Regions from separate parts of the Homo sapiens genome. Here regions 2 and 3 are each linked to region 1. A link is a contact called in ENCODE Hi-C or POLR2A ChIA-PET data. All regions are on one chromosome and are shown on one strand. Each heading gives the region's core, a stretch centred on a gene start or an enhancer-like site at or near the end of the contact. The rest is flanking DNA. Distances are from core to core; before and after follow the strand shown. Region 1 has its middle 150 kb from the start of TLE3. Region 2 has its middle 14 kb from the start of DRAIC. Region 3 has its middle 110 kb from the start of LINC00593.

The links. Hi-C counts contacts between places; a loop is a spot of excess contacts on that map. ChIA-PET counts read pairs that join two places held with the same protein, here RNA polymerase II (POLR2A). Pooled maps may share reads with other maps.
Region 2: a loop to region 1 is called in a map of PC-9, with 4 times the contacts of the local background. The contact joins two enhancer-like sites. A Hi-C loop is called at or near these places in 1 of 168 maps with a recorded cell type or tissue (PC-9) and 11 of 50 pooled maps. POLR2A ChIA-PET finds 5 or more read pairs at or near these places in 2 of 52 experiments (PC-3 and activated T-cell).
Region 3: a loop to region 1 is called in a pooled map of posterior vena cava, with 3 times the contacts of the local background. The contact joins two enhancer-like sites. A Hi-C loop is called at or near these places in 1 of 168 maps with a recorded cell type or tissue (naive thymus-derived CD4-positive, alpha-beta T cell), 1 of 37 single-sample maps with no recorded cell type and 12 of 50 pooled maps. POLR2A ChIA-PET finds 5 or more read pairs at or near these places in 2 of 52 experiments (both activated T-cell).

The regions. Positions count from the first base shown.
Region 1 is chr15:70,244,502-70,247,690 of GRCh38, reverse strand. No RefSeq gene overlaps it. Among named protein-coding and RNA genes, the nearest start is that of TLE3, 150 kb to the right of the region's middle. RefSeq lists an enhancer at 1,692-1,741. Within about 2 kb of position 1,595, at least 3 of the 41 ENCODE cell types and tissues checked have a DNase peak (open chromatin) inside an H3K27ac peak, as active enhancers do.
Region 2 is chr15:69,574,451-69,577,639 of GRCh38, reverse strand. No RefSeq gene overlaps it. Among named protein-coding and RNA genes, the nearest start is that of DRAIC, 14 kb to the right of the region's middle. Within about 2 kb of position 1,449, at least 2 of the 41 ENCODE cell types and tissues checked have a DNase peak (open chromatin) inside an H3K27ac peak, as active enhancers do.
Region 3 is chr15:69,724,383-69,727,571 of GRCh38, reverse strand. No RefSeq gene overlaps it. Among named protein-coding and RNA genes, the nearest start is that of LINC00593, 110 kb to the left of the region's middle. Within about 2 kb of position 1,536, at least 6 of the 41 ENCODE cell types and tissues checked have a DNase peak (open chromatin) inside an H3K27ac peak, as active enhancers do.

The DNA of each region.
Region 1 (3,189 bases), core at 346-2,845:
GTGGCGAGCAGACCCGAGGCTGCTGGTGGAAACCCCTGCTTTCCTCCTTGTGAGGTTCCGGGGAAAATCTGACAGGCTTTAATAAGGAGGAAGCCCTGAACGGACAAGACAGCGTCCTCTCCTCTACTCACCTCCCCCATCTGGCTGGCATAGAGAAATGAGTTGGTTGGGGACCCCAAGTACGGGTGCTAGCAATGGCACTCACCTGGGGCTTCCTCACCTCCCTGCCCAGGGCCTTCCCCTGCTCTTCTTGGTGTCTCCACCTCCTGGCTGACTTCACCTCTGTCTCCTCTCCACTCTGAGCCAGGCTGCCTGATTTCAAATGCCAGCTCCTTCTTTTCTAGCTGGGTGACGTCAAGCTATAAACCTCTCTGTGCCTCAGCTTCCTGATCTATGAAATGGGGCATTTCTCCCCATCATTTGGCTGAGAAGAGAAAATCAGCTAACCTCTGTAAAGCACCCAGAAGGTACTTGAACGAGACCTGATGGTGAGGCAAGTTGGTTATTTTTATTCAGATGGGCCTCCCAGAGGGAAGCCTAGCTCCTTAGCACCTTTCTCCCTCCCAGAGACCTCTGCAGATGAAGGCTGGTCTCAGTGAAGAGCAAGCAAGGATTGGCTCTGAGTCAAAATAAAGAGGAAGGACGTGGGTGAGGACGTGAATTTTATGATCCCTGAGCAATGTCACCCTGGTGCCCAGGAACTAACCCCCTCACCTGCTTCCCCAGTAGGTCTGACTGCTCCAGGCCCCTGCTGCAACTACTTGGGCAAAAGCTTGGCCCTCTGGAAGCTTGCATTCCCTAGGAAGCGGGCACATTAGAGGTTCAGGAGGAGGGAGCTCAGAGCAGTCAACCACATGAAGTTACCTTTCATCCAGGGCCTTTGTGGCCAGCAAGTCAAAAACAAAATATTATTGTTCCCACTTTGCAGATGAGAAAACTGAGGCCCAGAGTAGCGATGTGACTCACCTAAGGTCATGCGGCTGAGGAGCTGGCTCGGGAGTACACATCTGCCCAGGCACCTGCACCACACCTAACAGGCAGAACGCAATGGGCTCAGTTGCCTCATCTGCAAAATAGACTCTCAGCATCCATCCTGCACCTGGCAAAGGAGGCGGAGAAGGGCAAGGATTCCACCCCCAAGCCGGCCACGCCGCCCGCCGTCCTGCTCCAACACCCACAGAAAGACAGGAAATGGCTCGCCCAGGATTCTCACTTGGCCTTCCCTTCTAGCATCCACTTTAAGATTGGCAGGGGCTGCTCTGAGCAAAGCCACCGCAGCTGTGACCCCTTGAGGTCAGTGTTCGTGGCAGGGGCTGCAGGGTTGTGATGGGCCAGACATTGAGGATAGCACTTGAGAGGGCTGGGGACCCTCTGCTTTGGCATTCTAAAGGTCTGAGTCCCTCCTAGGACAGGCCAGAGACAGCATCTAAAGATACCCAGAGATAGGGACGCAGCAGGCCCAGTGGGCTGCTAGAATCCCAGCAGCCAGGAGAGTGATGTGTCCCAGCAGAGGAGGCCACTGGAACAGAGCAAAAACCACAGGAACCGAAACTTCCCGGGTGCCCATGAGTCACCACCCTGTGAGGGCTGGGCCCTGGGGCTGGGTGGGAACTTTCCCAGGCCTTGACCCTCAGCTCAAGGGCATGTCCCTTGACCCCATGACAACACAAAGAGAGGGCTGCAGCCTGGGGTTCACACCCTGGTATGTCTCTGTCTTACTCTCAGTATCTCTGCCAAGAGATCATTTGATTCATTAATTAGTGTAAGTATGTATATCTTTAGAATAGGAAATACAGGCATATTGCAAAAAAAAAAAAAAAGTGAAAATCAAGCCTCCTCCCCTCCCCTGTTCTTCACTATCAAGTTCCTCTGCCCCCAAGTCTCCTCCTTGGAGGCCTCCACTCCTACCAGTTTCTTTAAAGCCATATATGTTTGTATATGCATTTAGAAACCCAAATGCAAACATGTGTGTGTTCATTCTTTTCCTCTTTTTACACAAATGGTAGCATGTCAATATACCTTGGAACCCTCTCCTTATAGAAACATACAGGGTCCATTCTCCTTTCTTCAGTGGTTTAAATCAATACTAATATGTATTTCGTATAATTCTGTGGGTTGAAGAGGCACAGTTGGGAGGTCCTCCATTCCATGTGACGTAGCTAATGTCATCTGTATGTTGGTTCTGCTTAACAGTTGTGTAGAGTCCCATTGTACGGACATCATTGTTTATTTAATCAGTCCCCTATTGATTAACATTTGGAGATTGACAATCTTTTGCTTTGATAAATAATGCCACAGTGAATGAGGAGCACACACGTCCCCTGTGTATCCGCATGATGAAATCCTAGGGTTGGCTGTGCCGGTCAGAGGGAAGAGCAGGTGTGGTTTGGCAGGGGCTCCCAGTGGCTCTCCCAGACACGCTGATTCCTCTTCCTGCCAGCCCCACACTCTGGCACCTGTCCTTGCACCCTCAGCAGCAGAGTGTGCCATACTTTTGATCTTTTTGATATAATGGTTCAAAAAGGGTCTTTTTTTTTTTTTTTTGAGACAGGGTTTCTCTCCCATTGCCCCGGCTGGAGTGCAATGGCACGACCTCAGCTCACTGCAATCTTTGCCTCCCAGGCTCACATGATTCTCCTGCCTCAGTGTCTGGAGTAGCTGGGACTACAGGCACATGCCACTGCACGCAGCTAATTTTTGTATTTTTAATAGAGATCTGCCTGCCTTGGCCTCCCAAAGTGCTGGGGTTACAGGCGTGAGCCACCACACTCGGCCTAAAAGAGGGTCTTTTATTGAAGTTTTAATTTGCATTTCTTTTATGAGTAAGGCTGAGTAACTTTTCATCTATTTAAGAGCCACTTATATATTCTTTTGAAACGGTCTTCCTATATTTTGCCCATTTTTTAAATTGAGTTATTGGTTTGTTCTTGTTGCTGGGTAGGAGATCTTTATACAATAAAGAAATTAATCCCTTCTTTGCAATACGAATTGCGATTTTATTTCTCAGCTAATTTCTCTCATTCTCTGCAGGAGTGGCCCAGAGTGACCAACCCAAAGGGGGTGGAATCTCTAGGCTGTAACAGTGGAGGACTGGGTCTATTCTGAGCTGGAGAGTATGGCTGGGACGGTATAGAAGAGAAATGGCTTCCAACAGCTCCTGCCCTGGCAGGTGGCTTGGGGGAGCCCACT
Region 2 (3,189 bases), core at 200-2,699, 670 kb after region 1:
GGTGACCTCCAGAGCTCAGAGGAACAGGGGCACTGGGGAGGGCGGGGGAAGCTTAGGAGGTGGCCTCCTCCCATGCTACCACCCGACCTTCCAGGGACTGAGCAGAATGGAGGCTGAAGGATTGAAGGAGATGCTTTGCTTATCCAACCAAACCCCACCCAGAAGGTGCCTCCAGAGCTCCTGAGGTTCTTGCTGGGAAGAACCTGGTGCCGCCTTTTAACTATGGAGCCTGAGTGCTGGCAGTGGTGAGGGAAAAGGGTAACAAAGGCAGCAGAAAGAGGCATCCCCACCCAGCGAACAGCCAGATGCCAGGCGGGTGTTCCCTTCCCCACCCCAAGGTGGCTGCCTGCAGTGTCTACGTGCTTGTCTTTCTGGAAGACAGGCCCTACTAGGGCTTCAGAGTCAGGCCCAACCTCCTGCCCCCGCAGGAAGGAGCAGAAATGCAGAGCTAAGAGCACCTAGAGAAGGCAGGAAGGGCAGAGATGCAGGTGCACAGGCAACCTCTTCTGTTTGACTTTGGGCCAACTAGGGTTAGGAGTAATGGACTTAACCTGACCTTGGTCTTATATGATCCAGAGAAATGTAAATACTGAAACACAGGCCAACAGTAAAGCAGCAGGTGCAGGGAATCCAGCCACTCCTGGCAAAGTGTCATGGTCCAGCTAAGGACTCCCAGTGACCCAAGCTTCCCCCACCTGTCTCCTTTACCTTACAGGTAGCACCTTCCTCCTCCTTCCTATCCCTACCCCAGGGCCAGGCTGTCTCTCTCTTCCTGACCAGCAAAACCTGAATCTTAGGTTACAAACTCTGGAAGGGGCTCAGAGCTTGGCTGTCCCAAAACCCACTTTTGCAGAGGAGGAAACTGAGGCCCAAGGAAGAAAAAGACCTACTGCAGATCACCTGGCTTCCAGGCTCCTAGCACAAAGCTCTTTGTACTGACGAAGCTCTCAAATCCTGAAAACATCTGCTGTTAGTCCCACCCTCTCCAACCTCCATCCTTTCCCTTTCCCCAAAAAAACAAGAGCTGCATTTTCAGAATTGAAAGTAGGGTGCTAAATGGGCAAAAGTATAGTGGTGGGATCTGAGGCATGGAAGAGGAAAAGCCACAGGGGATGGCCTGAAAACACTGCTGTGTGCTGAGTCAGGCTGCCTGTGCCTGTTCTGCTGTATCCTGGCTCCTGGCTTTCCTCCCCACCCCTGGGCCTGACAGATGACAACTGAAGGTGGGGCCAGCCCAAGAGAGAAAGGGCCAGAGGAAGTTGTGGTGGGTGCCCCGACCCTGGTCCCTAGATATTGTCTGAAGCCTACTGAAGGGTGAGTCTGCATCTTCCAAACACTTGCCCACAACCACAGTGACAGAAGAGGAGCGAGATCTCTCTCTGCTGTAGGTCCAAATGCTACCCTCCTACAATACCAGCAATACTGATGCCACCAACCCCCATGATGGCACCAGGATGGGGAAGGCAGAAACAGGCCTCTGGTGCCCTCTGCTGTTCAGCACTCCCGTGCCACAGCCTGAGGGTTGGCACTGTGGCTGGCAGGGGGACCCAGGGAATGTCTCCAGCCCCTAGGGTTGCCCCAGCTTTTAGCAGCCCTCCATCTACTTCCCAGAAGGATCCAGGAAATGTGTGATGCTGAAGCCCTGGCTAAGGCAATGCACCCGCCAGATCACCCAGGGTGTGGTGTAGTAGCAAACAATCCCCAACACGAAATGGCTCCAAATCAGGCAGGTTTATTTAGCTGGACAAGCTCTGTGTCCATTTTCTAAGATCCAGGTTGAGGCAGTAGCCACCACCATCTGGAATGATGCTGGCTACAGTGACTGAGAGCAAGAGACTGAGGGCCTCACACAGACAGTGAAAAACTTCCACTCACAGCTCACTGGTGGGATCTATCACACAGCCCCACCCAAGCAAAAGAGGCAGAAAGTGCAATCCCACCAGGTGCCCAGAAGTCAGGAGCTAGGGACACTGAAAGGGCACATTCCTGACTACTGATGGCTTCCGGCTCATTCTCCCTCCTGCAAGCAAAGTACCTCATCCCTCCCCAGGGAACGCAGCCCTAGATCCGCCCCAGGGGCAGCATCGTCCTCAGGTGCAGGGTCTCAGGGCGGTATGTTGGCATCCCATATCAGCAGTGAGGGGCAGTAATCCCTGCTTCACACGTAGATGTGGTGCCTCTTGATCCAGTGACCTGCAACCTAAGAATCCCAGTTTCCTGCTGCCTGTTAAAATTCAGTCCTCAGTGGTACAGCCAGGGCTAGAGAGTGGCAAAAAAACACACCAGTAGGAAAGCAGAAAAATGAGAGCCATATCTCAGGGGATACTGCTCCATGGCAGCCCTGCCATCCCTGGGCAGACTTTAAGAGTCCCTGTCCTGGAGGTGGGCATCGTCCTTGATCAGGCAGCTCTGGCCTCTCCCCTGGGTATCTCTCCTCATTGGTTTTTTCTGTGCCCTGCTCCCTTCCCCGTCTGTCTGGCTGCCTCAGTTTCTCCTGACTTAATACCTTGTGCTGTGTGTGGCTCTGTAATGGCCACCTCACTCTTGAGTCTCCCAGACTTCTGAGTGGTCCCAACTTAGGGTCTCAGTTCAAATTCCAGACACACAGAGAGACTCCCATTTCACTGGCCTAACTGATTATTCAGAGCCAGGCACACAAGTCACAGTTATGTCCAGTTTCCGAACGGGCCGTCTGAACAGGGGATGCTGGAGAGACCCCACGCTGCCTGCACATCTGGTGGTGTGGGAGGAGAGCGTGGGCACAGCCATGAAGGATTGTTTTCTCTGAAACACAGAGCGTGGAGTTGCCCTTGAATGTACTCTGAAGACACATGATTTGGGAGGAGGAAGTGAGGTTTGGCCTTCCCCAACCTCAGACTGCTCATTGCTTTCTTTACTCCTCTGAGTCTCAGTTTCCTCATCCATACAGGGGGAACAATAATCACTGTCCTCATCCTTCTCCCTCGCTCACTCCTGTGGGCCCTCATGCCCCTGATGGAACCAGTCCTGGGTCCTGGCTGCCTGAGCTGGGTTCACAGTCTGGGGCTGACCTGTGGCCTGCCTCTCCAGAACATTTGCGTCTGTATAGAGAACTGTTGGAGACTGACAAGCCAACAGGATCAACCCGTAATGGCAAAATATAAGGCAGGGAGATGCCAAAAGAGAGAATACTTTGGTAGGAGGGAGGGA
Region 3 (3,189 bases), core at 287-2,786, 520 kb after region 1:
AAAACCATTAACATCACAGAACTCACCCAGGCACCCTACTGAGTGCTTTCCGCAGGTGTCTCATTAAATTCTGGGGACCACAACCCTTCTTTGTACTGTCATTATTCCCATTTCACAGGTGAGAAAACAGACTTGGCGAGATCAAGTCATTTACCTCAGACCTCTACTGGCAAGTAACAGTGGCTGGAGTTGAAGTGGGTGGCGCAGAGGCCAGAGGCCCCATGACTTGCTGTGTCTCCAGGGAAGTGGGCTGCCAAGCACAAGAACAGGATCTGTGTTCATCCCCCAGCAGCCAATGCTGTTTTCTGTCCCAGCAGCTACAGCTGGCCTTCTCAGCTATTTAGGGAAAACGTTCTATATGAAAATGACTGCAGAGCCGCCTGGGTTTATGAGAACCCCCAGGAAGCCCAGCTTCTGGCAACACGTGAGAAGGGAAAGGGGAAAGAATCCTCCACATTTGGGGAAAACAACCAAATGACTCTGGTTCCTCGAGCTGGTGCTGTGTGCCATCTGAGGAGAATGGAGAAACAAAGGAACGCCGCAGGCCCACCCCAGAAGTTCCGGGCCCTCCCCTGCCCTCTGCTCTAGGCAGCTGGCTGCTTAAGGGTTGGCCTCTAGCCCCAGGGACTCAGCCTAGACTCAGCCCCTTCTTCCCCAGAGCTGCCACCTCCCCCAGGTCCCTGGGCTCTAAACCTGCTCCCCCAGGCCAGCAGCAAAGGGGCCATTCTTCCCATACCCCTCTTTACTGCATGCAAAGACAAGCGCCTCTCAGACCCTCTCTTTTCCTGGCTCTACCATCCACAAAGCAAAACATGGGGACTTTTCAGAGTTTCATTTTCACTGTCTCTGACTCCTTCCTGAAGAGGTGAATGGAGGCCCTGTGCATTCCAGCTCGCTACGGTGCACCTTGGGGGCGAGCTTACCCGGATGTCCCTTGACCAATTCTACCTGGCCAATAATACAAACAGTGCCAGGTAGGGTCAGGGACTACATAGAATAGACCACCTCTGGGGGCCAGTCCAGTGCCAGCGTCCCTCCTCTGAGAACCACCCTCCATCGTAACCCGCGGGGATGGGCTCTGGAGCCTTGCTGTAAAGGAGACCACCCCCTTTCTTGGCCACAGGGCTGAGGGCAGCAAGGGAGGGTGTCTGCCTTGAGGTGGCTGATCTGCTGCCTGGGCTCAGATGGTCAGACTCTCCCCAGGACATTGGAGCCATGACAGTTGAGGCTAGGGAGCTGGGGCCAGGCAGCTGTGCACCCCCTCTACACAGGGAAAGCTGGCTGGAAAATGGAGAGGAGAAAGAGGAAGAGAACCAGCAAGAGAGGGAGAGGGGCCATAGGCATGACTTTACAGTTCCTGATTCTAGTTCCTCAGAGGCGGGGCTGAATGTTTCACCCTTGAGTTTTGTGAAATACCACCATCTTCTTCCCATAAGGTCATTGTTTTGCTTGAGCAAAAAGGGCTGTTTCTCATGGCCACACGGGCTCCAGCTAGAACAACCCCAGTTAGGCCACCAGGGCCTGAGGAGCCTGTCCCTGCAGAGGGGCTGGTTGGAAGGCCTGGGCCCTGCAGCAACTTCTTTCTCAAGGCCCTGGGCTGTCCTGTCTGGAGCTAGGGAGGGCTGTGTTAGGGAAGAGTGCCCATCCCATCCCTGGGACCTCAATGGCACACTAGACTGTGGTGTCTGCTTTACATTGTCCCTGCAGTATGATAAACTCGACTTCACACAAGTACCTTTCATGTCAGTATCTAGGACTTCTGCAACCGCCTCTCCTTAGCCCACTATCACTGTCCTGGTGACAGAGCCCGACTAATCCTTTCTCTCATGCTTCTAATTCTTAAATGTCTCCCTGCTGCATATGAGATAGAGTCCAAGTTCCTAACTCAACATTCAAGGCCACTGTCGAGCCTCTGCAGCCTCATCACTCCCCATTTCACATTTCCTAGTTGAGTAGAACTGCTCCTGGTTCCCTTGTCCTTTGGTCCCCTCTACCTGGAATTCCCCTTGCTTCCTTCTTAGCCTTCTGAATTTCCACCTGCCTTGTGGGAAGGCCCCTAGTTCTGCTCTCATTGCTGCCAGGAAAACTCTAAACCTCCCAGGCAGAGCGAAGGGCTCCTCCTTTGGACTCCCACACCTCCCGGCCCCACTCAGCCTATCAGAGCTCAGAGTGACTAACAGCTTATTCTCTGTGTCTCCCCAGTGCCACGTTCAGTGTAAATTGGTCTCTATCCACCCACCCACCCCATCTTCTCACTATCTTTTCAACAAAGGATGTGATTTTCAACAGAATGCCCAGGTCACCTATTCCTATTTTAAAGGTGATGAAACCAAGGCTCAGAGAGGTTTGTAGTGACCCACAACCAGAGAGCTAGGCAGTGGTGGGCCTGAATTACAAGCCAGGACTGCCTGCTTCAAGCTCTGCCCTCTTTCTGCTCTACCCACTCTCTGGCAGGCAAACTCTGCCTTGACCCCAGTCTGTGCTGACATCATGATGGGTTCATTCAAATAGGAGTTTTCTATTTAGGGCCATCAACTTTTCTGAGCTCCAGTAAGACTTCCAATCTGCATCAACCAGGGTATCAAGGATTGGAATTCAGGCTCCCAGTGTTCACTGACGCCCCTGTGTGGGTGGATACTCTTGCTCAGAGGATTTCCCACCTCCATGCCTTTGTGCCTGCCATGCCTTCTTCCCATGCTCCCCAGGAGGACTCTGTTCCTTGTTCTTGCTCCTTCTTCGAGATCTGCCCCACGTGCTTCTATCTGAAGCTTTCCAGGAACCTCCCTGGGATCGCTGCTCATTGCCTTCTTGCTTTGTATGCATTGAACCTGGGTCTTTCTCTATTCAATAAATGGCTACCATGTTGGGCTTGTACCTATCCATTTGCTCCTGTCTCTCCCTTAATAGACAATAATTTCTATATAATTTAGCCCCTAGCCCAGAACTTCACTTAGAAGAGGTGCTTAATTAAGCTATGTTAGAAGGAAGTAGCATGGGGGAAAGAGGGAGGGAGAGACAATGATTGCAAAGCATTTCACACTGAGAAAACCCACAAGCCCCATGAGGACAGGAACAAGATCTAGGCCTATTTGATTCCTCTGCAGCTTCTAACAAAGGGCTGGGGACATAGCAAGGAATTAGCTAGCACTTTCTAACCAAAATGCACGTGCGATAACTTTCTTCTGTGCT